Regions from separate parts of the Homo sapiens genome. Here region 2 is linked to region 1. A link is a loop called in an ENCODE intact Hi-C map of the cell type or tissue named here. Cell type or tissue: mammary epithelial cell. All regions are shown on one strand. Each heading gives the region's core, and the rest is flanking DNA. Links, peaks and the distances in the headings are about the cores only. Region 1 overlaps WWC2 (WW and C2 domain containing 2). Region 2 overlaps LOC105377578 (a long non-coding RNA gene).

Region 1 (8,796 bases), core at 604-8,603:
TTTTGCAAAATTTTTTTAAAGCTCATCAGCTATTGTTAGTATATTTTATGTATGGTCCAGGATAGTTCTTCTTCTTCCAGTGTGGCCCAGGGAAACCAAAAGATTGGATACTGCTGTCATAGAGTGTACTTACACAAACCTAGATGTTATAGCCTATTAGGCCTATACCTAAAACCTAGGCGATATGGTGGTGCCTATTCCTCCTAGGTTACAAATCAGTACAGCATGTGATTGTACTGAATACTGTAGGCAGTTGTAACACAATGGTAAGTATTTGTGTATCAACATATCTAAACATAGAAAAAGTACTGTTTAGGGCCCTTAACATGAATGGAGCTTGCAGGACTTCCAGGAAGTTGCACTGAGCGAGTCAGTGGCGAGTGACTGTGGAGGCCTTCAACATTACTGTACACTACTGTACCCTTTATAAACACTGCACACTTAGGCTACATTACATTACATTTATTAAAAAATTTTTCTTCAGTAATCAATGCTAACTTACTGTAACATTTTGACTTTAAAACTTTAATTTTATTGAACTTTTTGACTTTTTTTAAATAACAGCCTAAAACACACACACATTGTACACCTGTTCAAAAATATCTTTTCTTTGTGTCCTTGTTCTATAAGCTTTTTTGTTTTAAAATATTTATTTATTTTTTCTTTTTAAACTTTTTTTGTTAACAGCTCAAACAAACACACACATTAGCCTAGGCCTGCATAGGGTCAGGACCATCAAGATATTCCTAGGTGATAGGCATTTCTCAGCTTCTTTGGAATTTTTTTTTTTTTGAGATGGAGTCTCACTGTTGCCCAGGCTGGAGTGCAGTGGCACGATCTTGGCTCACCGTAACCTTGACCTCTCTGGTTCAAACAATCCTCCCACTTCAGGCTCCTAAATAGCTGGGACTGTAGATGCGCACCACCATACCTGATTAATTTTTGTATTTTTTGTAAGGACAAGATTTTGCCATGTTGCCCAGGCTTGTCTCGAACTCCTGGACTCAAGCAGTCTGCCTGCCTCGGCCTCCCAAAATGCTGGGTTTACAGGTGTGAGCCACCGTGCCTGGCCTATAGTCTTATGGAACCAAAATGTCATTGTGTAGTACATGACTGTACTTGACTTTTCGTTGTTACTGTGTGATAACGCAGACTTGTTTCTTTTGATTCTTGTTCTTGATACCTTTGTTTCCTTGTATGTTTAGTGATTTTTGACTGTGAGCTAAGTTACTTATTTTTAATAGAACTTTGTATGTATTGATCCTTTGAGGCCTGGCAAAAGATGGGTTCTTTCAGAAAGGGTTTATATTTACTTTTTCTAGGTGCTGAGGGGCTCTGCCAGTCTGGAATCACCTAAATTCCTATCTTTGCTTCGTTTTAGCCACCACATAGGGTAAAATTGGGCTGTAAAACCTATCTGGAAGTTGTATTGATTTTATGAATTCTTGGGGGAGGTGGGCTTCACCCTCCCCCTATAACCTTTGGGCTGGAGTTTCGGACAGGCTCTTTCTTTTTGCAGTCTTCTGGGGTTCTGGGATGGATGTGAGTATTACTTTACCATTATAAGAGGATCTAGTCTCTTTGGCATCTGAACTTAATGGTAGGGTTTTGCTTAGTTTCCTCACTTTGGTCAAACTCTTGAGTGTGGTTGTAGATCCTAATTAGGAAAACTCATGCTTAGCTCAGGGGTTTGGACATTGTGGTCTGCAGACCAAGTCTGGCCTGGTGTTTTCTTTTTGTAAATAAAGTTTTAATGGAACACAACAACATCCATTCTTTTATGTGTTATCTATGGCTGCTTTTGTACTTCAGTGGCAGAGTGGAGTGGTTTCCGCAGGAGACCATATGGTCTGCAAAGCTGAACATATTTATCGTATGGTCCTTTATATAAAACTTTGCTGACTCCTGCGCAAAGTCATTAACCTGATGGACACCCTATCTAATTAGGTGAAAGTCTCCTTTAGGGCCCCATTTCCTTTTCTGGCTACTGCTTTCCTTCAGTTCCTGGCCTGAACATTCTTTATTTTCTCGCTAGCTCATGGACAAAGGCAAGTTTTTTGTTTTTTTGTTTTTTAAGTAACACATTTAGTTGTCTTAAGCAGGATTGTTGGTCTGGCATCTAGTCCTTCATGTGGCTGGAAATACGTATGTATTTTTATAACACGGCCCCAGTGATGTATTGTCAGGCTTGGGATGTACTACAGGTAACAGCTGGATAGGTGAGTTTGCAGAGAATGCTATCACATGTACTCTGCATCTTGAATTCTAGTCAAACTTACAGAAGATGTGGGAATTGGAAGAGTGGCAGTCGATTGTAGTGGAGGTTTGTATCAGTAACATATTACTGATTCTGTCTCTTAGCAGCCAAGAAATCTAGGAGGGACCAGCTGCTTTGTAGCCCCAGACTGCAGGATCACAGTGGTAACTCTTTTGCCTCCTTCCTTTAATCAAGGTTCAGTTGGGAGTCAGGAGCTAGAAGCTGGAAATCCAGCCATTGTTCCCATTTGGATGGGGTAAGCGGAATGAGGACAGTCACTTCCTTGGTGATCTCATCTAATCGTAGGTTTAAATTCTACCTCTGTATGCTCAGAAATCTCCAGTTCACATTGCTGGCCTAAACTTCAGACTCTATAATGGCCTACTTGACAGGTCTACTTTGATGTCTAGTGGGCCCCCTCATCCAAAACATGTCCAAAAATGAACTCCCCATCTGTCCCCCACATTTGGCTCTTTCTTTTCCATCTCAGTAAATGTCAACAGCATTCCACCAGTAGATCAGGCCAAAAACCTTACAGTCATTGTGTACTTCTTTTTTTCCTCTTGCCATTTGCCAAGGTCCATGAGCAACCACAAAGAACAGAGCCCACTCTTGACAGATGATGAATATGATAGTGTGAGTGAGAAATAAACTTTGCTGTTTGAGATCTTAAACTTGTTTGTGGTCCTAGAATAACCAGGCCTATCCTAACTGATACAGTTTATTATGCTGTAAGTACACACACATATGCATTCACCCGTGCCGCCCTACCCCCGTCATCTGCCACCATATAACGTTAGTTCTCAGAGCAGGGAATTGGTTTTTGTTTTTGTTTTTGTTTTAAATTGAGACAGAGTCTCATTCTGTTTCCGAGGCTGGAGTGCAGTGGTGTGATCTCAGCTCACTGCAACCTCCATCTCCCGGGTGCAAGCAATCCTCCTGCTTCAGCCTCCCGAGTAGGTGGGATCATAGGTGCACACCTCGACGCCCGGCCAATTTCGTATTTTTAGTAGAGACAGGGTTTCACCATGTTGGCCAAGCTGGTCTCGAACTCCTGACCTCAGGTAATCTGCCTGCCTCTGCCTTACAAAGTCCTGGGATTATAGGCGTGAGCCACTGCTCCCAGCCTGGGAATTTGTTTTGTTTACTGCTGCATCGCTGGTATGTATAGGTGCTCAATAAATACTTGTAAATGAATGAATGAATGTGTACTGTGTTGTAGGGATTGAGAACTGTTCAGGAATGTACAGTGGGGAGGAAGATAGATGTTTAACAAATATTACTCTAAAACAGTGAGTACATTGTAAACTGTGACCTTGGTGGTCCAACGTATATCTGAATCATGTGGGCTCCCGATTAAGAGTGGAGATTCCTGTGGTGCCTTGCCCGAGACCTACTAAGTCAGGATTTCTAGATGTGGGGCCTGGGAATCTTCCTTTTCAAGCAGTTATTGCAATGATTCTTTCATACACAAGATTTGAGACCACTGCTTCAAGGGGAGAGTGGTCTGGTGCTGCCAATAGATAAAGACAAAGCAGATTTGCCCTTGTGTTGTTAATGGGAAGATACTGACTCACGTGGGAGTCATGAGTATAAACTATTAGAACTTTTCAGTACTTTAAAGAATATATTGGGTTTAGCAAGTATTTTTTTTACTGTATATAAAGAAGCATTATTTTTAATAAGCAGAATTACAGTTTTACTGCTAGATCAAATTATTAATAAGACCTTGGAAGAACAGCATGGAAAAGGAAAAATTCATTTACCTTCTTGACTTGTGCCCACTCTACTAATTTTATAGTTTTTATAATAAAAGCCACAGCCTTTACTGAATTTTTACTCTAGGCCAGACACTCAATTAAGAGCATAGACTCTAGAGTGAGACTGCCTGATTTCCACCAATCTGCTTAATAACTATGTAACCTCTCTGTGCTTCAGTTTCCTGAAATGAGGGTACTAGTCATGCCCACTGCATAGTATTATTTTGGGAGTAAAATTGGATAATTGTGCTCTGAATAAGTGTAGCACAGGGTGAGAAAAATTCGTGGGAAACCACAGGAAGTACCGAACAGCCAGAAGAATGAGCTGAAGGATTTCAAGGCTGTTAAGGAGCATCTGATTTCTATTCTCCAGGTATTAGTCAGCTCAGGCTGCCATAACAAAATACCACTGACTGAATGGCTTAAACAACAGAAGCTGATTTTTTCACAGTTTTGAAGTCCAAGGTTAAGGTGTCAGCAGATTAGGTTTGGGTGAAGGCTCTCTTCCTGGCTTGCAGAGACTGCCTTCTTGCTGTGTCCCCACATGGCCTTTCTCACCATGTGTGTGTGCTTGGGAAGGGGAGAGCGTCAGTTCTCCCTTGTCTCTTTATAAGAACATCAATTCTATGAGATCAAAGCCCTGATCTTATGACCTCATTTATCCTTAAATACCTCCTAAAGACCCTGTCTCCAGATATATTCACATTGGGAATTAGGCTTCAACGTATACATTTGTGGGACCATAATTCAGCCCACAGCACCCTACTACCACCCCAGGAGGCAAATATATAGCATCCTCTAAGCCGAGATGATTTCTCTAGTATCTTCTAATGAGTGTCAGTTAAAAATTATTACCAAGTGGCTAGATTCACCTTTGTATCACCAAAATACTTATTTCAAAGTATTTGCCATTTCTGTAGGTGCCGGTGTGTTGCAAAAATAAGGTACAAACACCCTGGGAGTCAGTCTTTCTGTATACTGAGAGGTGTATCATTATGTAGATATACAGTTCTGATATCTTCATGAATTATACATGACAGCTTTATGTTATTTTACATTTCTAACTAAATAGATATTATCTAATACTCATTTAACAAATGTCTGTTTGTCCTGCTGTATGCTAGGCACTGCTTGTAGCCATGAATACTACAGCAAAAAGCTTAGCAGAGACAAGGCTCTGCCTTCATGGCATATAGACTATAGCAGGGGACATGTGTTTAGTAAGTAACAGACAAAGAAATACATAGCACAATGTCTATGTGCTGTGAAGAAAACACAGAAAGCTATGGTAATTGTTGAGGAAAGCAGTTTGGTGGGTTGGAGTGCTATTTTAGAAAAGTGATAGGAGAGCATGGGCATTCGTCAGGGAAATATTTGAGAAAAGAACATTTTCTGGACAGAGGGATGAAATACCAAATACAGAGGCCCCATACCTGGGATATTCTTGACAAGTAGTATAAGGGTGACACCCCCTGGTTCTGGGGTTATATTGCCTGGAAATGCTCAATAAATGTTAAATATTGCTGTTATTAATGTGAATAAGGTCCAGATTTAACTGCAATACACATTTTCCTGTCTGTCCCAAATATGCTTTTTTGTTTGAGGCTAAGTTGTTACAGGGATTAGGTTGCCACCCCTCCCCTTTTAAAATCAAGATAACTGTTAAAATTTCTGAGTCAGTTTTCAGTTTATGCACACTAATGGAGTAATGGGTTGCTGAGTTTTCAACCCAAGTACAGTACTCTTAATGGAAAGAAGGTTGACCCCGACAAAGAGAGTGTGTATAGGTCCTTCCAAAAAGAACACTTCTTTGTAATCTTTTCGTTTTCTTCTAAAGCTTCATGCCAGTTTTGTATTCTTTTAGAGAATATATTTGTGCCTATTTTAATATTGGAATAATGTTTCAAATGGTGGTTTGGGGAGCTGTGTCGTGTCTGTCTTGTGGATTTGAATACCCTTGCCCCCAGGCACACTCCTGGCTTGCACCAGTATGAGAAGCCCTGGACTAGAGCCATGTGGCGTATGTTCTGGCTTACATTCAGCAGCAGGCTAATGTTACCCAAGGGCATTAGGGTGTGGGCTGGGTGGTTTTACTGTTCAGTATCCTGTAAAGCAAAACACAAATGTTCAACTTCCTTCCATAAATTATATATAAAATAAAAACCACGAAAATGCTGTTTTCTTCCCAGAATGAGCAATATGAAGTGAAGCATGAGAAAATCCAATCTCCTGTCAGAAATGAACAGTGAAATTCATCATTCTGTCACTGTCAGAAGAGAATCACCAGATAGAAGGTGTAGCAACAAGCACTGTCCCCACACCATGTTTATTTGGCTTTGGAATTCATAATGAGACACTCATTTTTGCAGACTAATTTTCTTTTTAAATTATGTTTTATTGAAATAATATTAAAATTAACTTAGCAGTTTCTGAGTATTTATCAATAATGGGTGTAGGTGACTCAAGCATGGCCTTGGGTCAGAAGAAAGCCAAACTCTTTGACATTTTGCCAGAAAAAAAACTGCATCAGTGATGGCGTCGATGTGGCCCCTGTACTCTTGATTTGCATTCCAGTCATGGCATCTGCTTTCTCATACTCCTTCTCAACAGCTTCTGCAGTAAGTCATTACTAATTGATGAGAATTGCCAAGAGATGAAACTCATTTGTCAACTCTGTCCTGTTAAGTATAGATGAACCCTGTTTGGATAATTAGAAACGTGCTATAAAGTAGTGAACATTTTTAAAGTTTCATGTGTTTTTAATAATATACAAACATTTTTTGGCTGGGCATGGTGACTCATGCCTGTAATCCCAGCACTTTGGGAGGCTGAGGAGGGTGGATCGCTTGAGCTCACAAGTTCAAATCCAGCCTGGGCAATATGGCAAACCCCATGTCTACAAAAAATGCAAAAATTTAGCTGGGCATGGTGGTGTGAGCCTGTGGTCCCAGCTACTTGGGAGGCTGAGGTGGGAGGATCGCTTGAGCCCAGGAGGCAGAGGTTGCAGTGAGCCGAGATTGTGCTACTATACTCTAGCCTGGGCAACAGAGATAGACCCTGTCTCACCTCCTCCCCGCAAAAAAAAAAATACACACAAACATTTTAAGGCAAGAATTATGTTAAGTTTTACTTCTAGAATATTAAGTGAAATATATTTAAAGCTTTTACTAAAATTGAAGGTGGTACGTATTTTAAGTGATGACTTTGTATGGTTTGATATTCCAGAATGAACTCTTTTCTAACAGAAAGGCCAAACTACTAGTGAATATGAAATTAAGATAACAGATACAGAGAAATAAAGAAGGAAATTATAATAAACTCTTCTGAGTATCTTCAGGTATATGTATTTCAGAAGCCTGTTTAAATGGGAACAGTTGATATGTCACTTGCATTTCTTCAGAACTTCTGAATGATTTGTGTCTCCCATTTGAATTACCTAGTATTTGAAAAATAATCAAGTTAGTTTCTTTTAAATGGTGAGTTGATTTTATTAGTTTTTCATTAGTCTGAATCGGGGAGCTTTTGCTTTGCTGTTTGTTGTATCTGTGTTGAAAGGAAGTGGTTGCAGAGATAATGTAAGATTATAGTTTGGTGAAATGTCACCATTTGACATGAATAAATAATAATTGCTCACTCTGAAACTTTAAAAAAACTGCATTTTTTTTTATTTAAAAAAAACTTTAGTGTCCTATTTTGGAATTTCAATTGCAGGTTGAAAAAAATTACAAATTTAGAGACTATAGTGCTAAGAGATTAGTACTAAAATGTACTATGGTGAAGAAAACTGCTTGGCATTTCATAATTGTGGAGCATTGCTAAATCGTTATTTTGAAGATTAAAATTAATATTTGAAAGTAATAATTAAGTCCATGGCTGCCAGGACTAATTGAAATTTTTGTAGCGAGAAAATATATGATCCCAAATGCCATTACTTATTCGCGATGTCTTACTAATAAGAGGTTCTGGGTTCAGTAGTTTTCATACTCATTGTTTATAACAGACAAGATTTGTTTAATGATGTTTATCATATACAGAACGCTGTTCATTCTACATACACGTTGCATTCTAATTAGAAGATAATGTCGTAAGCAAACATTATTACTTTTAACTATTGGGAAAAAGTGTCATGGCAACATCTAGGGCATTCTTAAATCCACTGTGCTTTTCTTGCTTTTCTTAGTCCTTGTTAGATTTGGTTTTGTTTAGCTGTCAAAGTCTGACAGAAATCACAACCTAAGGGAGTATAGCCGTAGGCGAGATGCTGTGCTCATAGAATTCCCGGTGCTTCTTTAGAGTGGTTTGATACCCTGTAGTTAGAGAGAAGGCGTTATCAATTTAGCAACTGCAGTTGGGAAGTAGCATGGCCTATGGTTGAGGCTATGGTTTTAATTTTGGCACTGTAGATTACTGACTTTGTAGCCCTGTGGCAAGTTTCTTTGCCTCTTGCCCTCATAGGGTTGTTAAAGAGGTTAAATGTGTGTCATTTGTAACATTTAGAATAACAACTGCCTCATAGTAAGTGAATATAAATGGCATTTAAAAAGAATATTCCTGGCAATATTTATTTTCGAGCTATTTGAAAGTATATTTAGAAGGATTATTTTTTTTATTGTTAAAAAGATGATAGAACAACAGTATTAAAGAAGAGTTTAAAAATAGTTATCCATATTATCAATATTTTAAAATAATGTTTGTTTGCTTAATATCTTGTAATTTCAATTTACCTGCATGCATATTTTATGTAACTGAGATCATAATTACATAGCAAGCTTGCTAGGG
Region 2 (8,796 bases), core at 339-8,338, 67 kb before region 1:
TAGCCACTCTGCTGTCTTGGTAGGCATGGCTTCCTGCCCCCACCTCCAAATCTTTTGAATGCCTGCGTCTCTACCACGGCCCTTTCACTGGGACATTTTTTCACATCATTACTGGTGAAATCTCTAGTAATTAAGCCTCACTTTGTGCCAGGGACTATTCACACCCCACCTACCAACCAGGATAGCATCGTCTTTGCCCACCTGGCAGTGTGTGAAGCAACCTCAAATCCCCATTTATCATCTGTTTTCTTCAATTATTCCTTGTACCCTTTATGTTGGTCCAGGTTCTACAAGAGGCAGACACCAAGACAGAATTAGACATGCAAGAATTTATTAGGGGAATGCCTGTCCCGGAAAGTGGGTAGGCAGCCAAGGGAATTGTGGAATAGTGGAGAGTTATATTACACTGCCGTTGTGGTCCCTGTGCAGCAGAGAGGGAACAAGGAAGGCCAGGAGGAAGAATCTTGAGCTGCAATGCAGTTCTAAGGAAGTTCAGTAAGACTGATGGTGAGTCCTTGAGCCAAAACACCTATCAGAAGAATCCCACGTCTCCCAGAAACAGGCTTTGGGCACAGTGGCTCACACCTGTAATCCCAGCACTTTGGGAGGCTCAGGCAGGAAGATCACTTGAGGCTAGGCCTTCTAGACCAGCCTGGGCAACACAGCAAGCCACCATCTTTACAAAAAAAAAAATCGTGTTTTAATTAGCTGGTATATTAGTCTGTTCTTGCAGTGCTATAAAGAACTACCTGAGACTGGGTAATTTATAAAGAAAAGAAGTTCGATTGGCTCATGGTTCCACAGGCTGTACAGGAAGCATGGCTGGGGAGGCTTCAGGAGATACACGATCATGGTGGAAGGTGAAGGGGAAGGAGGCATGTCCCACATGGCTGCAGTGGGACAAAGAAAGTGAAGGGGGAGGTGCTACACACTTTTAGACAAACAGATCTCACTCACTATCACACTATCACGAGATCATCAAGGGGAAAATCTGCCCCCATGATGCAATCACCTCCCACCAGGCCCTTCCTCCAACACTGGGGATTACATTTGACATGAGATTTGAGCAGGGACACAAATCCAAACCATATCAGCTGGGCATGGTGTCATGCACCTGTAGTTACAGCTACTTGGGAGGCTGAGGGAGGAGGTTGAGACTGCAGTGATCTATGATCACACCACTGCATTCCAGCCTGGGCAAAAATAAACAAAAACAAACAAAGAAACAAAAGAAACAGGCCTTCCTCAGAGTCCTTGCTGTGCCCAGCCACCTGTTTTTACGTATTAAGAAATAAAAGACTACCTTGAAAAATATCTCTGGGAGCCAGGCCCTGTGGTTCATGCCTGTAATCCCAGCACTTAGGAGGCTGAGGGGAGAGGATTGCTTGAGGCCAGAAGTTTGAGACCAGCCTGGGCAACATAATGAGACTCTGTCTTCACACACACACACACACACACACACACAAACATAAATAAAATTAGCCAGGTACAGTGGCATGTGCCTATAGTCCAAGCTACTTGGGAAGCTGAGGTGGGAGGATTGCTTGAGCTCAGGAGGTCGAGGATGCAGTAAACTATGATCTCACCACTGCCTTCCAGCCTGGGCAGCAGAGCAAGACCCTATCTCAAAAAAGAAAAAGAAAAGAAAAGAAAAGAAAAGAAAATGTCTTTGGGGAATCAGGAACTATAAAATTACCCTAACAAACAAATAGAACTCCAAAAAGCAAACAACCCTATAACTAAAATTAATTACTCAAATATAGTTTAACAGCAGGCTAGACAGAGCTAAAGAGAAAATTGGTGAACTGGATGTTGGTCAGAAGAAATTATGTAGAATGTAGCACAGAGGACAAAAAATATAGAAAAGAGGTTAAAAAACATTGATGATAAAATAAGAAGGTCTAATATACATTTAATAAGTGTCCTAAAAAGAGAGGAGAAAAAATAACTAAAAGACAATATTTGAAATGATAATAACTAATAACTTACAAGAAAGACAAATCCACAGATTTAAGAAACTTATCAAATCCTAAGCAGGGGAGAAAATCTACAACTAGATACATGCAGTGGAACTAAAACAAAACAAAACAAACAAAAACATGAAACAATACAATTATTTTAAAGGTGCAAAGACAAATTTTCAAAGCAGCCAGAGGGGGAAAAAACTAATTACCTTAGAGGGAGTTAAAACAGTCAGACTGTGTGAGACCTAATTCTTTAACAGCCACAGTGGAAACCGGAAGACAAAGAATGAGATTTTCAATGTGCTAAGAGAAAATAATTGTCAATTTGAAATTATTTCAGGAAGGAAACAAAGAAAGACATTTTCAGACAAAGAAGACAAAGAGTTTACGACCAGGAGAAGCTTGCTAAAGGGAATTCTAAGGGGCATATTTTAAAAAAAGAAAAATGATCCCATATGGAGAGCCAGAAATGATGAAGGAATGAAGAACACAGGAAGCTCTAAATGTGTTGATAAATCTAACAAACATTGACTGTATAAAACAAAAATAATGATGTCTTTGGGGATTAAAAAATAAATGATAGAAATGTAATTAGTTTAATCTCTATGGAGGGAAATTTAGCATTACTGTACTTATCAAAATTACAAATGTACATATCCTTTGATTTAGCAATTCCACAAAGAATTGTAGGAATTTATTTGAAGGTTGAGTATTTCTTATTGTAATTAGTCTTCACATTGTTTTGACTGCAGGCAAGGATATTTCAGATATGTGAGCGCTTACTGGAACCAACGAAATTCTTAAGTTGTATAATTCTTCCAAATTCTTTGATAATTCCTGGTTCAATCTGTGTTTACCCCCACTAAATTTATGACTACTTCTGTTTCTAAATGCTTTACAATTGAATCACAATTAAATGTAATGAGAAGATCATATTTAAAACTCCATGATTAATTATTCTATAAAATAACACTTTTTTTCTATTATAAAGAAAATAGCCTCTAATTTATCTGTTTTTCAAGTGCAGAAAATCGTCATGTTGAAGTGGACTGCATTGCAAAAGCTTTTAAGCTGCTCGTGTGAACTCTGAATAAATTTTCCCTAAAAACCATTTTATTAAAAATGATTGTATTCACAAATAATCTTAAGAAAGTTGGTTTAACCCACAATGAGTTGAAATGGTCCACACTTGTGATGAAAAATAGTAAAAAGCAACATTTGTTATTTCCAGAAAATTGAAAATGGATAAGAACAAGAATCAATCTTTTTGTTCAATGTCGGTGCCTCAGGAAAAGTGGGTAAAAGCAATGTAGACACACAATCAGATGAGAAGACGACAAGAGCCTTCTGTAGAACTCTGGGCCCTTTTTGAGGCCTTTACGAGTTTATGGAGAAATCATGAAATGTATTATTTTCCTTTTCCTTTTCCTTGGAAAAAAATATCTAAGACCATAACACGTTTGCTTTAAAGTTGTGATTAGTGTCACTACTGCTGCACAAACAGAACTCGAGAAAGAAGAAGAGAAATCATCTTTTTTTTATTATTATTTTTTATTTTTTTTTGCGAGACAGAGTCTGGCTCTGCCGCCAGGCTGCAGTACAGTGGTGCGAGATCTTTGCTCACTGTAGCCTCCACCTTCCGGGTTCAAGCAATTCTCCTGCCTCAGCCTCCTGGGTAGCTGACATTACAGGCATGCGCCACCACGCCCAGCTAATTTTTGTATTTTTAGTAGAGATGGGGTTTCACCATGTTGGCCAGGCTGGTCTCGATTTCTTGACCTCGTGATCCGCCCGCCTTGGCCTCCCAAAGTGCTGGGATTACAGACGTGAGCACTGCGCCCGGCGAGAAATTATCATTTCTAAGGAAGCCAAACGGGTTAAGAGAGGCAAGGAGGAAGAGGAGGGTTTAAGAGAATATGAGTGCCAACAAAGCAACTGCATGAGACTAAATAAACTGAATTATAAATGGAAAAACACAAAGGAAAAGTAGCTAGAGACAGGTCTGTCCCCTGGGTAAGGATCACAATGCCTGGCCTTCGTGAAAGCTCAATGAAGATTTATTGAACAGAGCAGAACTGAACTGCCCCCGAGAAAATCGTTTGAGGGTAGATGTTAGTTACCCATGTGGACCACCAGGTGGCAGCATGATCTCGTGACCCCTCAATTGTCCCAGGTAAAACCCGGATGGGAAAGAAGCCCATCTACCACCAGGAGATTTTTGTGGATAGATGTTCATTAGTCAAATGTTCATAATTTGGTAAGAATTTGTATGACTTTTCTCAAATCAGGTGAAGGACGGCTGAAGGAATCTTACTGATGGAATTTGGGTCCCAAACTCCCTACCTATTTTAACCTGAAGTCATTATTCTTCAAAAATTACCCAAAAAACTACATTGCTACATTTCTAACCATTAATATCAAGTTAAAAACACATGGAATGTGTGAGCTAGCAATAATCTAGATGACCGACATTCAGATAGAACTATTGCTACTACATGTTGCCTTTTGCTTTTTATAGCTGTGAATTGACCTATTTCCCAAAAATACAATTAGTCCAAGCTTTATTATTTCAGGCTTATTCATACATGAATATTCCTCTGAGCATTACTAAAATAAAAACCAAGTAAAACAGATTAAAAACTATATTTAATGGTCCCCAAAGAAACCCTTAAAAAAAATCTTCTCTCTGCCCATACTGAAGAATGATACCAAAATAGTTTGAAAGTTTAAAGCAAATAATTAGAAAGTAAAACAAAATGTTCTTAGGCTATGTTGATGGAGATCTGGCTAAACCCTTGAGAAGACAGGAAACGTAACTGAGAAATACGCTGTTCTCCTTTATCTAAGTGTGATTAACTACAATGCTTGCTCTGCAAGGTCGGGATCACTTTTCATGAATTCTTTCTCCGAGTGCGTCTTGCAGGGTCAGGCCCTCCCCTCCTGAACTCCATGGTTGACAATGGATCCACTGGTACAGTTCTGCTTCTCTCCTGGATGTGGAAAACCCCAAAATTGCACTCCTCACCCAGATCTCTTTTCCACCTACGCTCAGCACTCTGTTTACTGAACATTTGCAATGGTGAACCTGAGGGTCTGGAAGCCCCCAGGAAGAAAAGTAAAGTGAGATTCCATTTCATTGCCATTACTGCTAAGGGTTATTCACGCAAGAATTCCAACAATTTACATAAGGATCATTAGCCTCACTGGAAATGCATTTCATTGCAACAGACCTGAGTCTTACATTCTTGACATTTTCCAAGGAGTGGCACTGGGCATTGGCCATCAGAAATGGCCATGGTGATTATGCAGTTTTAGAAATATGCCTAAGATACATGAGGGATGCATTCCCCCAAACCATTATCCTCAGCCCTACAGAGTGATCTGGATAAGATGTGCTGAAGCTCCATGGAGTTTAAAGTAGTATTTATTGGCCGGGGACAGTGGCTTATGTTGAGGTGGGAGGACTGCTTGAGCCCCGGAGCTCAAGGTTGCAGTGAGCTATGATTGCCCCATTGCCCACTGCACTCCAGCCCGGGGGGACATAATGAGAACCCGTCTCAAAAAAAAAAAAAAAAGCACTTACTAAAAAATCTGAATTCCCCTTTGTTTCATTCACTGTATAGGGTCTACTTTGAAGGGAAGTGTTGTAATCTACAGAAGGCAAGGGTGACCTATTAATATTTGCAGAAGATAAATGATTACTCTGATTACTATTTGTAGGATCACCAATTTACACTGATTCTGCACTAGTCTGATACGGCAGCAGTCAGTGTAAAGTGTACTAGGTGATTTTGTGGAAGCCACAATTTGTGCAAAATATATCCTCTCAAGCTGAAAAGGATGTTTAAAAGATCATGGAAATCACGAATGCCAGTGGGAGTAATTTGGGGCTTTATTTGTTAAATTAGGCAACAAAATATCAGTAAGATATTTCAAGAGGAAAATATTATTTGTAATTTAGGGGAAAAAATCCCTGAAAAATGGAGATCTGAAACCCAAGGTAGGGAAAATCATTAGGAAGAAATTGAAAAATATTAGGCAAGAGATGAATCCTGGGTCTGTGTAGCGGGGAATGGGGAAAGAGTGAAAAGTAAAGGAAACTTCGGGAAGTGAGTTATAGGGCTTAGGGGAAAGAGGGTGATAAGAGAAGGAAACAATGGTTGATTTCATAGCAGGGGTCACTAAGGCAATGATAAAGGCATTAAGGGAGGGAGGAGAAGCAGGAGGAAAAATCTGGATGAAAAGACAATGAGCTTGGTGGGGGGTATATTAGCAAGATATCCTCATGATGTCTAGCAGGCATTTGGAAAGTCTGTGTGGATTTCAGGGGAGTAAAACTAGAGCTATAGATTTGGGACTCCTGGGCATAAAGGTGGCAGTTGGATCTATGAAAATGGGCCATCAGTTCATCCTCACGGGGAAATATAGAAAGAAAAAGTGTTGAGGAAGAGCCTGGGGAATTTTACACTCTGGGGACAGAAAGTGGCGAAGGAAGCTGTGAGATGGAGATGAGGGGCATCTAGAGGGATGGGGGAATCAGAAAGGTTCAAGGGCAGAGAACCCCAGGTTGGAGCCAGTTGCAAGGACAGAGCTTGTGACTGGACAGCATATTCATTTGCTAGGGCTGCCAAAGCAAAGTACCAAGATATTAGCACCACAGGCGGGGGGGCTTACAGAACAGAAATCTATCCTCTCACAACTCTGGAGGCTAACAGTCCAAGATCAAGGTGTCAGCAGGGTCAGTTTCTTCTGAGGGCCTCTCTCCTTGGCTTGTAGGTGACCATCTTCTCCCTATATTTTCATGTGGCCTTTCTTCTGTGTGTCTGTGTCCTGATCTCTTCTTGTAAGGACATCAATCATACTGGATTAGGGCCCACCCACATGACTTCATTTGACCTTAATTACCTCTTTTTTTTTTTTCAGAGTCTGGCTCTGTTGCCCAGGCTGGAGTGCAGTAGCATGATCTCAGCTCACTGCAACCTCCACCCCCCAGGTTCAAGCAATTCTCCTGTCTCAGGCTCCCGAGTAGCCAGGATTACAGGTGCCTGCCACCATGCCCGGCTAATTTTTGTGTTTTTAGTAGAGATGGGATTTTACCATGTTGGTTAGGCTGGTCTTGAACTCCTGACCTCAGGAGATCCGCCCGCCTCAGCCTACCAAAGTGCTGGGATTACAGGCATGAGCCATGGCGCCTGGACAGTTTGACCTTAAAGGCCCTAAATTCAAAAACACAGTCACTTTCTGAGGTACTGGAGAGTAGGCTTTCAACATATGAATTTGTAGGGGGAGACACAGTTCAGCCCATACCAGGCTGTTAGATCTGGAAGTTCCCCACTGGCCAACTGAGGGATACGCATTATAATGGCAACGGTGAGCCTGTCCTCAGCACATGCTACCTGCTGGGTTCCGTGGAGAGTGCTTCACATGTATTAGCCCGTTTAACATTCACAAGCACCCTATGAAGTAGGTACTATTATCATCAGCACGTCTTTTTCCAGAGGAGGAAACAGAGGCACCAAGAGACACTTTGCCCAAAGTCACAAAGATAATAAGTGGCAGAACCCACGAGCTCGGCTTCTACACAGTGAATTTCATCAGCGATTTGTAGCTTGCTCCACCCTCAACAGATACCTGAGAAGTAATGATGTTGCTGAATTACTCAAAGGAACAGATGCATTTCCCATCAGCTGTCACTGACTGCAGCCTCTCTCTAAGGTATAAGGTGAATTCCGCAGGTAGATGTGACAGCTTGAAGAGAAAGGAAAATAAACAATAACTAATAGGTGGTTAAAGTGTCTCAGATTTAAAAAGCAAAGAGAGCAACCCTATTATGACTTCAAATATGTGTGTTTATTTAAGTTGTGTTTCTTACATTTGGGGTTGTGATTCTGGAAAGTACTGTAAAATGCAATGAGAAGGCCAGGTGCAGTGGTTCACCCCTGTAATCCCAACACTTTGGGAGGCCAAGGCAGGAGGATCGCTTGAGCCCAGGAGCTTGAGACCAGCCTGGGCAACATAGCCAGACCATGTTTTGTAAAAATACAAAAATTAGCTAGGTGTGGTGGCTCGCACCTGTAGTCCCAGCTACTGTGGTGGTGGAGGCTGGAGGATCCCTTGAGCACAGGAGTTCAAGGCTGCAGTGAGCTGTGATCGTGCCACTGTACTCCTGGGTGACAGAGTGAGGCCCTGTCTCAAAAGAAAGAAAAAACAATGCAATGAGAAAATATTTAACAATGCATTTATACACTGAAAGCCTTTTTTGTTTGTTTTTGTTTTGATTTGTTTTTTGGAGACGGAGTCTCTGTCACCCAGGCTGGAGTGCAGTGGCACTACCTCAGCTCACTACAACCTCTGCCTCCCAGATTCAAGTGATTCTCCTGCCTTAGCCTCCTGAGCACCTGGGATTACAGGCGCACACCACCACACCTGGCTAATTTTTGTATTTTTAGTAGAGACGGGGTTTCACCATGTTGGCCAGGCTGGTCTCGAACTCTTGACCTCAGGTGATCCACCTGCCTCGGCCTCCCAAAGTGCTGGGATTACAGGCGTGAGCCACCATGCCCGGCCCACTGAAAGGTTTTTTGATTTGCAATATGTAAAAGCATCTGTTAAATTCTAGATTTTCTATCGTTTTGGCTTTATTGGTTTTTAACCAGAGATGACTTTTTGAACTATTTTAACTTCAGGTTAGCCTTTAACATGAGAAAAGTGAGGAGAAAGAAACACACACAGGTACACACAGAGATGCATGCACGCACACACACACACACACACCTTCAAACATGGATACACGGAAATGAAGTGAGAGGAAAAGAAATAAAAATCAGGTTAC

What was found. A loop is a pair of places that touch in the nucleus more often than their neighbours do. Peaks named below come from ENCODE experiments on the same cell type or tissue, not always from the same donor. Only the 100,000 strongest peaks of a DNase experiment are listed, where the experiment ranks them.
Region 2: it touches region 1 in a loop (5-fold over the local background); 8 of 110 quality-filtered maps call a loop at or near these places.

What each region holds. Positions count from the first base shown.
Region 1 is chr4:183,136,727-183,145,522 of GRCh38, forward strand. All of the region lies in intron 1 of WWC2 (WW and C2 domain containing 2), which reads left to right. Among named protein-coding and RNA genes, the nearest start is that of WWC2, 42 kb to the left of the region's middle. In mammary epithelial cell, for the core only: a CTCF peak has its summit at 5,497; DNase peaks (open chromatin) are centred at 4,365 and 6,045; H3K27ac peaks cover 652 bases.
Region 2 is chr4:183,069,641-183,078,436 of GRCh38, forward strand. It overlaps LOC105377578 (a long non-coding RNA gene), which reads right to left. Exons shown (of 3, transcript XR_001741938.2): 2 at 7,596-7,712. Among named protein-coding and RNA genes, the nearest start is that of WWC2-AS2, 25 kb to the right of the region's middle. In mammary epithelial cell, for the core only: a CTCF peak has its summit at 4,102 (motif pointing right); no DNase peak of the experiment used is centred there.